Linked DNA regions of Homo sapiens: all the other regions are linked to region 1. The links are chromatin contacts, found by Hi-C or POLR2A ChIA-PET in ENCODE. All regions are on one chromosome and are shown on one strand. The core of a region is the stretch at or near the end of the contact, and the rest is flanking DNA. Distances in the headings are between cores, read along the strand shown.

Evidence for each region. A loop is a pair of places that touch in the nucleus more often than their neighbours do. ChIA-PET counts read pairs that join two places held with the same protein, here RNA polymerase II (POLR2A). Pooled maps may share reads with other maps.
Region 2: a map of PC-9 shows a loop between it and region 1 (3-fold over the local background). The contact joins the promoter of PRR15 here to the promoter of MIR550A3HG in region 1. A Hi-C loop is called at or near these places in 3 of 168 maps with a recorded cell type or tissue (PC-9, endothelial cell of umbilical vein and mammary epithelial cell) and 9 of 50 pooled maps. POLR2A ChIA-PET finds 5 or more read pairs at or near these places in 3 of 52 experiments (AG04449, PC-9 and WTC11).
Region 3: a pooled map shows a loop between it and region 1 (4-fold over the local background). The contact joins the enhancer-like site here to the promoter of MIR550A3HG in region 1. A Hi-C loop is called at or near these places in 1 of 168 maps with a recorded cell type or tissue (mammary epithelial cell) and 2 of 50 pooled maps.
Region 4: a pooled map shows a loop between it and region 1 (2.1-fold over the local background). The contact joins the enhancer-like site here to the promoter of MIR550A3HG in region 1. A Hi-C loop is called at or near these places in 1 of 50 pooled maps.

Annotation. Positions count from the first base shown.
Region 1 is chr7:29,683,479-29,687,043 of GRCh38, forward strand. MIR550A3HG (MIR550A3 host gene) reads right to left here and starts at 1,660. Exons shown (of 2, transcript NR_024278.1): 1 at 1,295-1,660. It also overlaps the pseudogene ZNRF2P2 and the pseudogene DPY19L2P3. RefSeq lists a silencer at 1,456-1,505.
Region 2 is chr7:29,562,128-29,565,692 of GRCh38, forward strand. PRR15 (proline rich 15) reads left to right here and starts at 1,708. Exons shown (of 2, transcript NM_175887.3): 1 at 1,708-2,250. It overlaps PRR15-DT (PRR15 divergent transcript), which reads right to left and starts at 1,564. Exons shown (of 2, transcript NR_183550.1): 1 at 1,261-1,564. RefSeq lists an enhancer at 3,331-3,565.
Region 3 is chr7:29,586,373-29,589,937 of GRCh38, forward strand. No RefSeq gene overlaps it. Among named protein-coding and RNA genes, the nearest start is that of PRR15, 24 kb to the left of the region's middle. Within about 2 kb of position 2,024, at least 2 of the 41 ENCODE cell types and tissues checked have a DNase peak (open chromatin) inside an H3K27ac peak, as active enhancers do.
Region 4 is chr7:29,608,106-29,611,670 of GRCh38, forward strand. No RefSeq gene overlaps it. Among named protein-coding and RNA genes, the nearest start is that of PRR15, 46 kb to the left of the region's middle. Within about 2 kb of position 1,251, at least 4 of the 41 ENCODE cell types and tissues checked have a DNase peak (open chromatin) inside an H3K27ac peak, as active enhancers do.

The DNA.
Region 1 (3,565 bases), core at 410-2,909:
ATGAATATTTTTAAGAAGCAAAAATTACTTTAAAACAAGGTTGCTAATTAAAAGTCAAGCGTCGTTCCATATTGAATGTACAAAGCGTTACTAAAAAGATGGGAAAAACTAAACATGACATTCCTATTTTTAATTTATGCTGGCGTGTGTGCTGATAGCACAGAACATCACAACAGATAAATTACTACGTATTCCACTTTACTAAGTCTCCACTCAAAGTTCCTACGTTTACAAATATGTAAGTAAAAGAGGCACAAAAATGTAGGGGATGGTGTTTTCGTTGCTCATCTGTGCTCAGTTGCGAATTCTTCTAATATCAGATACATAATGCGATGAAATGGGAATGCTTATCTTCTATACTTCTATTTATTTTCATAAAGCGGGAAGGGGAGGTGGTCTTGATTCATTTAATATTAGCGTTTTGCAATAAAGTAGAGCAGCATAAAATATAACTGAAGAAGAATTCATTTTCCCCAGGAAAATGCACCCTTCCTCCTGTTTCTACAGTAAAGCACATCATTTTGCTATTAAAAATGTCCATTTTTCACAACTGACTTTTCCTTAACTCTAGTCAACACTGCTCTTCAAAAGAACCTAGCCAATTACTGTACCTTGTAGGCAGAGTTGCAAAATTTTTGCTTCCCTAAGAAACTTTTCCATTTTTTAAATGCTTTCCAAATTAAGCAGGACTCACATTAACTGTGATCTTAAGTAGCAGTTTAGTGAGGTTTGAAAACAAACTTTTCATTAACGCATTCATCCAATTAAAGTGACATAGTAGGTGGGACTACTGACACAGATTTAAGGATTACAGCTTTATATTAAAAGTCAGTCCAAAGATGGTAACTCAGAGTTCATTTGAGACCCTTTGACTTTTGGCTTTTAAAAATTGTGCCCCACTCGAGTACCAGATAGAACTACATTTAGCAACCGTCTCCTCCTGACTTCCTGGTACTAAAAGCCACAACCACAAGGGCTATTTCGTGGGTTTGCTGTAAAACAACATTTGCTCCAGTCAACTCACTGGAAAATAGACTATCTCTACTGAGTACCCGCTGAGGTGTGGGTGCTCACGATGTTTAAAAACAAAACCACGTGTCTACGCGGCAGCGACACCGCAGGTGTTACGTGCCGGGTTTCTTCCCAGGATGGAGACCGGCGCGGGCTGGGCCGGGAAGCAGCCCCCGGCGCCCCGGCCGAAGGAGAAAAGGAGAAGGGTAAAAATAGCCGGCGGCCACGGCCCACGTGCAGCCGCGGGAGGACCGAGCGCGGGCGCGTGGAGAGGGGTCCGTACCTCCAAACATGCGCGGTGAGAGGTGAGCTGGTAAGGAGCCGATCACCAGGAGCGGCCCGCCGGGGCTCCAGCCCACCGGCCGGTGCCGGCCGCCGCCGCCATCCTCAGGGCTGCTGTGCACCGAGTCCTGCGAGTCCTACGGGCCGCTGCTGCTGTTCGGGATGCTGAAAGAGGACTGCGCCGCGAAGGCCCCCGACGCCACGCCCCCCCGAGGAAACAGCTGCGGGGCCGCCGCGGCGCCGCCGGGCTGGTGAGCGCTGGGCACCTGGGCCGGGAACCTCCCCGCGGCGGCGGCCTCCGGCCCCCGGCTCTGGTCCCGGTCCCATTGGCCACTCCGCTGCTACTGGAAGGTAGATCCGAGCCGAGTACGCGCGCGTGCGCCGTGAGCGGCGGCCAGGCCGCTCTGCTTGGCGCTCATGTCCGCCCTGCTCCGGACCGGGCCGCGCGCTGTGCCCCGAGAGCCAAGAAGGCAGGAGCGAACGCGGGAGCTAGAGGGCAGGGCCGAGGCGCTGCGGCCGGCCCAGAGAGGCCCCCGCACGTCCAGGGCCGCCGCCCGGCGCCCCGAGGGGCAGTCGGCGCCCGGCGCGCTCTTCTCGGGGCGGTGGGCAAGGCTGGCGGCCTGACGCGGGCGCGGGAGACGAGGAGACGCGGAGAAGAAGGTGTCCCGGCTGCAGGCACCCCTCGCTGTCTCCAGCAGGAAGGGGCGACTCAGGTGGCGGTGCGACTGCCGCTGGTTTCGGTTCTGGTGCGCCATGACGGGCCGCTGCCGCTTTCTGCCGCCGCGCTTGGCGCCCCGGGCCTCCGCACCGCCTAGTCTCCGGCGGCCGCTGCTACCGCCGCCATCCTCCGGCTCCCACGGCGGCTGGCGGCTGAGTGGGAGGCGCCCGCCCAGACTCCGCCGGAGCCACCTTCCCTCCTCCCCCAGCCACCCAGCCGTTATTAACGGAGAAAGAGGAAAAACGGGTGGCGCGCGAGGGGAGGACGAAGAATGGGAGGGAGGGAGGGGTGGCCCGCGCTTCCCGGCAACCGTCGCTTCCCTCCCCCTGCGAGATTAATTTCACAGGGGATTAATTTCTCATTTACAAATAAAAATGTAAGTTTAGAACAGAATGTTTTAACAAGGTAAAAGCATTCACTGCATACTATATGCCAGCACTATACTTAGGACATATAGGACATATACGACTGTATATGTGAGCGCTTATCTCACTTCTCTTGTAGAATGGTTATTATTAAACTTATTTGAGAGGTGAAGTGATTGACAGCCGTTGAAGGATTACTTGAGACCATGGAAACTATAACTTGCAGAGTCAGAATTTGAGTTCAATTCTGACATCAAAGCTATGCTTTTCCTACTGTGTCAACCTGCATAATAAAACTACACTTCTGAGACGAGGCAAGATGTTTTTGATGTTTAGTGATGTATATTACATTAACATTGATAATATGATCTCATTAGGTAGTATTGAGTAACTCTAATTTCATGCTTTAAATGCCTAGGGGGAGGACTGGAAAGATAATCACCAACTTTTTTTTTTTTTTTTTTGAGATGGAGTTTTGCTCTTGTCGCCCAGGCCAGAGTGCAGTCCTGTGATCTTGGCTCACTGCAGCCTCTGCCTTCCGATTTCCAGCCTCTGCCTTCCGATTTCAAGTGATTCTCCTGCCTCAACCTCCTGAGTAGCTGGCATCACAGGCGCCTGCCACCACGCCCAGCTAACTTTTGTATTTTTAGTAGAGATGGGGTTTCACTATGTTGGCCAGGCTGGTCTCGAACTCCTGACCTCATGATCCGCCCGCCTTGGCCTCCCAAAGTGCTGGGATTACAGGTGTGAGCCACCGCACCAATTACCAAAATATTAAAAATGGTTAGCTCTAAGAGGTGCTTGCTTTCTCTTTTCAACTCTTTATTTTTTGACATTTTCCCCCCAGTGATTTCACATTAGTTTCCCAGAATGTATAGTGTTATTTTTAAAAAACCTCTGAGACATGAACATTCTGTTGGAAATTTTTTTCTGTTGTTATTTTTTCTTTGTCTTTGAACTTTTAAAAATAGCTTGCAGTTTGGAAACAATTGGTCAATTAAATCTTCTGCTTGGTTAAAATTGTAATGGGTACAGGTGCTATTATTCCATTCTGTTCCAGTTTTTATAATATATTTTATATATTTTATGAAGGAATAAATTCAAGGATCTAAATGAAGTGAATTATGAAATGTTTCTATAAATCTTTGTATTTTTCTATTATCACCATATTTTAATTATATACTTTTAT
Region 2 (3,565 bases), core at 458-2,957, 120 kb before region 1:
ATTCATATTTTTATCTTTCACAAATTGAAATACTCTCTAAAAATTTTTTCTACTAATTCTATATTGCAAATTATTTGAGTTAGGCAGTATGTCTTTCACTACTTTTTTTTTTTTTTTTTTTTTTTACAGACAGAGTCTCACTCTGTCACCCAGGCTGGAGTGCAGTGGCCGGATCTCAGCTCACTGCCACCTCCACCTCCCAGGTTCAAATGATTCTTGTGCCTCAGCCTCCCCAATAGCTGGGAATACAGGCGTGCACCACTACACCCACCTTGTTTTTTATTATTATTTTTAAGTAGAGACAAGGTTTTGTCATGTTGGCCAGGCTGGTCTCAAACTCCTGGTCTCATGTGATCCACCCGCCTCGGCCTCCAAAGCGCTAGGGTTACAGGCTTGAGCCATCTTGCCCGGCTGTCTTTCACTGCTTTTATACTGCAAACAGTTTTCACAACAGAGATGCTCAGTTGCTCCACACCCAGTCCTTCAGGGGAGTTATGCTTGCATATGAGCTCAAGGAACATCAAAATCGTTTTTTGAAACAAGAGCATCCTGGAAGATGAAGCAAGCTGCACCTCTGCCTTCATTAGTGAAAATGCCCTGTGCCAATATCTTTATGTCAAATGAATAAAAAGTACTCTTGGCCGGGCGCTGTGGCTCACGCCTGTAATCCCAGCACTTTGGGAGGGAGGCCGAGACGGGCGTATCACGAGGTCAGGAGATCGAGACTATCCTGGCTAACACGGGGAACCCCGTCTCTACTGAAAATACAAAAAATTAGCCGGGCGCAGTGGCGGGCGCCTGTAGTCCCAGCTACTCGGGAGGCTGAGGCAGGAGAATGGCGTGAACCCGGGAGGCGGAGCTTGCCGTGAGCCGAGATCGCGCCACTGCAGTCCAGCCTCGGCGACTGAGCGAGACTCCGTCTCAAAAAAAAAAAAAAAAAAAAAGTACTCTTATGTGACCAGGAGTGCAATCCCCGGTTCACTTCCTGCAGTGGCTCAGGGCTGGATTTACACTGCCCTCGTTGGGTGGCTGTCCATGGACTTCCAGGCCTGAAAGAAGGAAATTCACATCCTCACTGAGTCGTGTTAAGAGTCTCAGACTGGCAGGTTGTGGTGGTTAAGACCGTAGAAGCTAGAGTCAGGCCCCCTGGGTTCCAACCCTGCTCTGCCACGTACCAGACAGGCAAACCTGAGCAACCATTTTCCCGTGCTAGGGTTTCCTCGCCTGTCGAGTGAGAATAATAATAATAACAATACCTACCTCCTAGGGTTGCTGTGAGAAATAAATGACAATCCACAGAAAGCGCCTGCAACGGCGCCTGGCTGGCAAACAGCGGACTTGTTAATTACAGCCTTTCAACTAAGGGCGCCTGAAACTCGCAAACATTTTGCTCGGGTGTGGATTCGCTCCCGTTAGTTACAAACTTGGGATCCCGGGACCCGGAAAGCAAGGGGGAAAAATAAATCGCGATGGGGCCAAGGGACAGCTGCTGCGGCAACTTTTACCCAGCGGAGCCCACCTACAGCCTCAGCCTCCGGGTCTCAGGTCTCCGCCGTTTCTTCTCAAGGAGTCGGTCGGGGGAGCGGCACTGCACAGCTTTTCTCCAATCAGACACCTCAAGGCTGGCGCCTGATCCAATCTCCTCCCCTGGAGGGTGGGAACGCGAAGTTCCTACCTGCACCTGTGGCAGCGGTGACCGCCTCCTGGGTTATTTTCTTTTCTCCCCCAGCTGCCCCAGGGTTCTGGTTTCCCGAATCACTTGGCAAATAACCAGCAGGTGGGCAGATGTCTTTTTTGCGTTCCTACGGACGCGTAGGCAAGTTCGATGCGCCGGAGTGAACAGCCAGGGTCCCATCTCTCAGCCGGCTCCCGGGCGGTGCTAGCAGGGAAGAGGGACGCGCCGGCGAATGAAACACTACTAGCCCGGAAAGCCGCCCTGGACCTTCCACCCGGGCAGCGAGTCTGGCGGCCCCTCGCCGCCGCCCCCTCCGACCAGAACAGACTGCGCTGCGAGCCCCGGGCTTCCGCCGCAGCGCGCAGCAATTGGAGGTGCCAGAGGAGACCAGCAGCAGCACTTGATTTAGCTGGGCTGCGGGAATTCCGACCTGTACACTTTCCAGAAGCCTGATCTCTCCAAGTCCGCGCCCAGGGACTCGAGCCCCGGCTTCCAGGTTGACCCGAGCGCGCCCCCTTCGTGCTCTCGGCCGCGTTCACCGCGCGAGGCCTCCGGGTCCTGTTAAGCCCGAGCAGGTGAGCGACTGGGGGTGGTTCGGCGTCCGCCGAGACAGAGCCTGGCCCCGGGGGTCACCCTGGGGTGCTGCCTGGTACCTCCCAGGTACCCGCCTCCCGGAGCCCTAAGAGAGGCTGAAAACCACGGACGCTCCAGGACTCCGTTTTCTGTACTTTTGAGTAATTTGCCATCTTTTCCTTGCGCAATTCGTACAAAGCCCTTCCGTGCTCACAAAGTTGATGATTGTGAAGAAGAAAATGTAGGTTAGAGGAGAGGAAGCAGCATCAGGACACCTTACCACCACTGTTAGTAAATGACTTGGGGGTACGGGTTGCTTTTCCGATCTGCAAAGTAGGAGGGAATGGGATGTTTGCAGACGCAGTTGCTAATTGTGCCTGAGGGCGTGGGTGCCTTTTGTACCGAAAGAACTTTTGGCCGTTTTTTCTTGTATTGTTTTCAAGTCGCTGCCCGAGTGTGTCCTCAGGGCATCCTGGGGAGGAGCCGGTGTTGCGGTTTCGGGGCGCAGCCGAGGCCGCCCCGCCGCCTCCCGTAGGCGATCAGACTTCCTCTCCCTGGCGGTTCCGGGAGGAGAACCTCCTACAACAAACACCGCCGAAGTTTCCCTCTCCAGCGCGATCGCCAATCCCAGGAGCGCCCGGCGCGTGGGCTGGGAAGGAGCCGAGCGGAAACCTGGAAGTGAGCCGCGGCGCAGGCGAATCCTGCCGTTGCTGGTGGCAGCGCCCAAGAGACCCCGCACAGAAAGTGGGCTGGGAGTCTCGCTTGCTGTACCCGCACCTAAGTGCTCAGAAGCGGCCTTTCGCTCTGCAGAGGGGGGGTCTTAGAAGCTTGGGGAAGAAGCACATTGTTTCGGAGTTCCTTGTTGCGTTCTTTCTCCTTGGGAGGAGGGAATTGCACAAGGAAAAGAAGAGAAGCCTTTACTTTGTAACTGAAATTCTCCAGAGTTGAGTTGCGTCGTACAGACTCGGTGCATATTTTAATACAAAACTAAGGGAAGAGGCCATTTGATACTTGGCTTCATCTCAACCGTCAGCCGGGGGTGACTTCAAACAGACGCAAGATTGGGCTCTGGGGAGTAAAAGGAAGAATTAGGATGGCGGTTTTCAAGGGAAGTTAAGTCTAGACATGCTTCTTTGAAAGTCACAAGGCAGAAGTGGTCAAAAGTAGAATTTAAAAGAACCAAAACAAATATCATAAGCTTGTCCTTCTCTCCTACTGGGATATAAATTCTCCTAAGTATCTCATCGAAAAGGCTCCTGGGACGAAAGTCGATGGGGGCAAATCTTGGAGGGAAATTTCGTGACTGTTTGACCATGG
Region 3 (3,565 bases), core at 774-3,273, 97 kb before region 1:
GATCAACTCAGAGTCTGGAAACACAAAGACATTGAAATGGGGCAATTTATGATGAGGCCTTTTCTGACAAATTGATTCCTAATGGACTTTAGAGTGAGTGTGTTGTGAATGTGTGTATTTGAATGTGTGAGTGTGTGTGTGTGTGCAAGCACTTACCTATATTTCCTCTTAAGGATACAGACTCAGGGTTTATCAGGCTCTTTGATGCCAAATGCCAGAAGGTCACCACTGAGACTTACCAAGTAACTGCATGTTTCTTTATGCAGAACCTTGTGAGCAGTGAATAGCTTTATTGGCTGTGATGGATTTGGGGCTTGCAAGTTTATATCAGCCTGATGGGGATAGCCTCCGGGAAAGAGTGGGCATGTGTTTCAATATGTTCCTTAGCAATAGACCTCAGAGAGAGTTTCTCAATCTCTCCATGATATGCTGAAGGCTGTTGTAGAAGCTGAGGTCAGGAATAGATCAAGGGTGTAGAGACACACAACAGGGTTGGAAGATGATTGCTGTTTGAGAAGAGTGACAGACAAGGACAATGAAGGGGAAGCTTGAGCCCTGGGACTCATCATTCCCGTAAGACTTCCCTTGTACTCCAGCCCATGGAGCTCTCTGCCTTCACTAACAGGCATAACCCCAGCCTCCTATTGTAAAATCTTTGGCTTATTTCCAATATTCTGCTCTTTAAGGCAATGCTAGATAGAATAATTTGAACATAGATTTTGCAACTGATAAGTTTATCTGTAAAATTAAATTCTAGAAGAAGGTATCCTAGGTCAAAGAGTACAGATTTCACAGTTTTGTTTTGTTTTGTTTTGTTTTTGAGACAGAGTCTTGCTCTGTCACCCAGGCTGGAGTGCAGTGGCATGATCATGGCTCACTGCAGTCTCAACCTCTCAGGCTCAATCGATCCTCCCAAATCAGCCTCCCAAGTAGCTGGGACTACAGGTGCATACCAGCATTTCTGGCTACTTTTTGTCCTTTTTGGAAGGCAGCTATGCTAACCACTACACCACCAACACCTCTGCACCTCTACTATTTTTAGTAGAAATGGGGTTTCACTATCTCTACTTCACAACCCAGACTGTTCTCAAACTCCTGGGCTCAAGTGACCTGGCTGCCTCGGCCTCCCAAAGTGCTGGGATTATAGGCGTTAGCCACTGTGCCTGGCCCACAGATTTTTATAGATAAATTTTATTGATATTGTCACATTGTATCTATAAGGGTTGTACTCATTTACAGCACTCACAAGCAATGTACAAAAGAGCTGTTTCCTCATACCCTTGCCAAATAGAGTCTTATCAAACTTTTGGATTTTAACTACTTAATAGGTAAAAAATGGTATATATCTTGAGTAGTTATAATTTGCATTTCTATTATAGGTGAGCTTCAGCATCTCTTGGAACATTTCTATATCTTTTTATGTGAACTCTGTTGATATTCTTTGTGTGTTTTTGACCATGTTATTGGTTTAATTGGTCTCTAATTATGAGACATATGCTAGTCTTATTTATCCGACTAGATTGCTTTTTAATCACATTTATGTTATGACATTATTGCGTTATTATATTCTTCAACTCTCATGATATGGTTTTGGGGGTTTTGTGTGTGTGTGTGTGTGTGTGTGTGTGTGTGTTAAAGGATTTATTATGGATATCCAACCAGATTTTAGTTCCCTAAGTACAGGACCAGTGAATTATGTTTATTTCTTTGGCTTACTGAATGAGGGAGAACAGAAGAACTGAATGTTACCTGGAGACTGGGATCTCACCTGTAGTGGATGGAATGGACCTAAAAAAGATATGTCCTAACCTCCAGAACCTGTGAATAAGGCCTTATTTGGGAAAAAGGTTTTTGCAGTTATAATTAAGTTAAGGATCTTGAGATTATCCTGGATTACCTAGGTGGGTCCTGGATAATCATTCACATACACTCAGTCAACTAATTGCCACTGCTGAGGAAACACAGAAACAGCAAAGGGGCAAAGACCAGGTGAAGAGGAAGGGCAGAGACTGGAGTTAGGAGTCAGAGCCCCAAGGGCACCTGGAGTCCCCAGTGCCTGAAAGAGGCCAGGAAGGCTGTTCCCTTGTATCCTCCAGAGGCAGCATGGCCCTGCCAACACCTTGATTTTAGACTTTTGGCCTCCGGAACTGTGCGAATAAACTGTGTTTTTTTAAGCCACCAGTTAGTGATCATTTGTTTTGGCAGCCACAGGAAACAAATACATCATCTTTAGCTCCTGTGGTCCCTCCCTATCACATCAAGTGAATACACGTTACTCTGCTGACTGTTGTGAGAGGAGGAGAGGAAGGAAGGATGTACAGAAAGCATAAGAGAAGAGGGAAAAGATGGGACTGGAGTGGGGTAGAGAATGTCAAAGAGAGGAGAAGAAAGAAGAGAGGAAGAAAAAAATGAAACAAAAACGAGCAATGAGGTAAAAATGGGTTGTTGTCTGCTCAGACCCTTTGAGCTTCTCTTTGTCCTCATCGGTCCACACACAGCCTCTCTTCCTTCTTTCCCTCAGCCTCCCCCAGCCCCCCATGCACCTGCCACACTAAGCAAGTTCATTTTTGTGCTGTTCTGACTTCCTGTCCCATCCCACGTTCTGCTTTCCAATCTGCAGGCGCCAGTGAGAGGGGAAGAAGCCTGAGCAGAGGGTCTTGCTCACCCAGAAAGTTCCGCTCCACATCCCATCAATCACCCTAAAGAGAAGCCAGGGGACCCGGGCCACTCGCCAATGCAGGGTCTCCTGGGCTCAGGCAGATACCCGAAACTTGCCACCTCAAGCACCCACTTGGAATGCTTCTGCTGTCACATCACTCTGCTCTATCTGCCACCCACAACCCAAGTAAGTTAAACAGAGGAAGTGGCCCAGAACTGCCAAGTGTGCCCTCAGAAAAATCTCCAAAGGCAGAGGTCAGGAGGCTGTAATCATTTTGGGGATTATCTTCCGGGCTTAAGTTGGGGCTTTAAGCTTCTCTGTGCTGCCTCTAGTGGTCACTGGAAGGAATGCTCCTCTGAAGGACGCAAGGGCTGCTGGAGCAAGGGCAGTTGACTGTTTTGTTTGTTTTTGTTTCTTGTTTTTTTTTTTGTTTTTGTTTTGTTTTGGTTTGGTTTTGCTGTGAACAACATGTATGGAACCTAAGTGCCATCCTCTGCCCATTGACTTCATCATTGTTCACAAATTTCTCACACACTTTTTGAAAAATTCCCTGGGTTTTCATCTAGGCATTTTTGATCATTTTTTCAGAGAGGATTTTTAAGCCTTCTTAAAGAATCTCCCATTTTGTGATCTTCCATTATTTTTGTAAATATTTTAAATTTTAATATGATAAAAATCCCTTGTAGTGTACAGTTCTATGAGTTTGGACAAATTCATAGACTGGTATAACAATCACCCCAATCAGGAGACCAGATGATCCCCTCTCTCCAAAAATTTCTTCCAAGTGGTCCCTTTTAATCAAATCCTCCCCCACCTGTAAGTCTTAGTAACCACTGATCCACTGATATTACTTTTATCCCTATAGGGTTCTTTCCTGCAGAATGCCATATAAATGAAATCCTACAA
Region 4 (3,565 bases), core at 1-2,500, 76 kb before region 1:
GTGTGTGCTTCAGCTTCCAACTCACTCAGCACTTTTTGTAGGTCTTGAGTCAGTCTTTATCACACTAAACAATTTCTCATCTTGGCTTTGCAAATTGCTCTTCAAAACTAATAGTAAATTAACCTCTGCAAGAAAGCACATGAACTAATTCACATGTCCGTGGGCCAGGCTCCACCTGAATTATTGCAGAAATGCAAAAGAAGTTTTTTATATCATAATTGTATCACTAATAGCATGGTGTCAGGCCCTGGACTAAGCTCTTTATGTGATCTCACCTCTTTTATACAGGTGCTCTCTGAGGTACGTACCTAACTTGGCTCCACCTAACAGATGAAGGAACTGAAGTTAGGAGAGATTGTCAGTTACCCAAGGCCACAAGGTTAATATTCAGACCCAGACTGTCTAGCTTCTGGCTCCTTAACAAACATTCTAAAACAATGAGTTATCAGGCTTTTGAGACAATGAATACACACGAAAACAACAACATCAATAGAAAGGGGAGAATAATGGGGAACGAAAGGAGCACTTTGATTATTCACGCACTGGTACAGTGAGGCGTATTTTCCCCCAATCTCAGGAGAATACAGTACTTCATGCTTTTAGACTGAGTTAATGGCAGATATTTAGTTAGGTGGTTGCAAGGGTATCATATTCTCAAAGTGGCGAGTTCTCGGAAGGTTGACTTCTTTTCAGTTTTTGCCCTCTGTGGCCCATGCAGTGAATGCCTAACCTCTCCTCTCCACCCCAGTACTGAGGAGGTGAAATCTGCAGGTGTTGGCTTAAAAGGCAGGAATGTTTATTTCGTACCTTAAGTGGCCACAGCCTCTTCTTCCTGTACCTACCTGCAGCCCCGAGTTCAGACCACCAAGTGGATGGGGTGTGGGTAAAGACAGCCAGGAAGCTTGTCACAGCTGGGTCTGTTTTTTATATTTATAGGAAACAAGGTGGCTTCAGAAAGGACCCTGACGGTCTGGGAGACCCTCTTGCTCGGTTCAGGGCAGGCTTCCTCCCCTAGAATCCTAACAGGCAGTCCTATCCTTGGTCTGTATCTTCCCAGAGACAGACAGCTCACTATCTTGAAGAATTAACCTTGAGCCTAAAAAGTTCTCATGTCCCATGAATCGCTTCTGCCTCAGCATTTTCAGAGTGAAGAACAATAAGGACGGGTACCTTCCCTCATACTCCAGACCTTTTAGTGACCCTAGGCTGTGTTCTCAGTCATCCGACCTCCGCAACGCAGGGAGGAGACGGTATCTTGGATAGTTGAAAGGCAACTGGGTGTGGTTTGTTTATCTCTGGCATTCACAAGCTGGGCAGCTGGTGCCTTCACCTGCTCTGTGGACACAGCCCTCAAAGCCTCTTGGTTTGCAAAGGAAAGGCAGTCTCTCTTTCAGTGTTTTTGTTTGTTTGCTCCTTAGCATGAGAAATTAAAATAAAGCCCTCCTTTTTTAGTTGAATATTAACCCACTTCCCCTTTCCTTTTCCCCATCATGCTTTTATTCTGTCCTTCTCTGACCATCACTCAGTCTCTCTCTTCGGAGGGATCCTTCCTTTTTTGCTTGTCTTTCACTCTCCTTGTCTCTTTCCTCTTCTTTGTACCTGTCTCTTTCCACGGACTACATTCCGTATTACTTATCCTGCAGGTCTAGATGGAATGTGTGCCTTGTTCCTAGAGTAATGGCAGTGCCAATTATTCATCCCAAAATGACTGGGCTTAAGCCAATTGGAGTGGAATCCACAGATTGAGTCACCAACACTTAGGCAAGCGTTGAGGAGACGGAATGGTGGTAAATTCCAGGATGCTTTTAGGCGGCAAAGGAAGGAGTCCCCAAATTAGTGCCACCTAGCGGTTTGCTAGAGTAAGGTCTGCAGCCCAGGTCATCGAACGCACAGAGGAAGGTAATGTTTGGTTTTGTAAATATATTCTTCTTCCATGGCATGGCAGTCCCTGTGCCCTGCAAAGTGTTTTGTCATGATCTTGTTGAATCCTCACATATTGTAATCTCCCTGGAGTGAGGCACCGAGGGATGAAATAATGAGTGGGACTGGGATTCTAACCCTTGCTCCAAAGCTATTAATAGTACTCTTTCCACAACACACACGAAGGAAACTAGAAAGCTACAGAGATGCAGTTTGTACAATTTGGACACCAGAATTTAGCAGGAGTAATACTTTCTCATGATTTTGAGTAGATGCCAAGATGTTCAGAAATGATGTAAGAGAAAGGTTTCATAAATTTAAAGTTGGACAGTAGTGCATGTTTTAGATAGATGGACTTCTATTTCCACAGTTAAAATTGACAGAATGTATAAGATCCACATCTGTTTATAATAAATACAGTATCTCCCTAATACTTCATTTTTTAAGTGGAAAGAGTGTTGACATTTCTGGTCCCAGAATTGTGTTCAGCTCTTTTTTTTTTTTTTTTGGAGAGGCGGAGTCTCACTCTATTGCCCAGGCTGGAGTGCGGTGGCATGATGTTGGCTCACTGCAACCTCTGCCTCCCAGATTCAAGCAATTCTCCTGCCTCAGCCTCCTGAGTAGCTGGGATTACAGATGCCCGCCACCATGCCCAGCTAATTTTTTGTATTTTTAGTAGAGACAGGGTTCTGCCATCTTGGTCAGGCTGGTCTTGAACTCCTGACCTCAGGTGATCCACCTGCCTTGGCCTTCCAAAGGGCTGGGATTACAGGTATGAGCCACCGCACCCAGCTGTGTTCAGCTCTTTTTTCCATCAACAGTGAAAAGAAAATACCACCTCCACCATTGTGGTTTTTGAGATTATTGAAGTCAATTAAATGTCAACATTTACCAAAAAATAACCAAAAAAAGATAGGCTGCTTTAGATGAAATAGCATTGAAGTTTATTAAACTTAGACAACAGAAGACTCTTGTGTAAATCCACATAAACAAAACCAGAAGTTCCCTCAGAAGACCCTCACCCGGATGTACAGGTGGAGTCTAGTGGTCTTTGAACTAAATGTGAGAATCACTGGGCCAGAGGCCTGGCCTGAGTGTAAGAAAGAGGTTAAGAATGGATTCTGTGAACTTCCAGGTTGCCATGAAGGTCTCTCAAAGGCTTTTGCCTCAGGGCCCGTCTCTCTGTGGCCCTGAGGAGAAGTAGCCTTCTGCGCAGCTGCCAACCAGGCCCTGGGAGGCACAGAAAGGGTTCTTTCTCACATCTAGCCTCACAGGGGCCCTGCTAGACCCCACAGGACATATTTATGGCTGTCCTCTTTCCTGCTATGAGGGGAAGAGAAGTCTTCCTCATTGTGCTTGTGTTGATAGCCTAGCACCCTGGACCCAGCACTTGGCTTTACTTGGAAAGAAAATTTATCTGTTGGTCGTGTGAAAAATTCCTCTAGATGGACTTCACTGGGGCTCTGGTTTTCTGGGACTCCCTACCTGAGTGAAGAGAGAGGTCACTTCTCTTCTACCAAAGTAGAAAACACTTTGATATGTAATGAAATGGAGGTTACTGGGTAACTTCCTCTTTCTAAATCTCAGTGAAATTCAGTCCTGGTTTATTAATAATCCCATAATGCTTCACTTCAGATTAACTGAC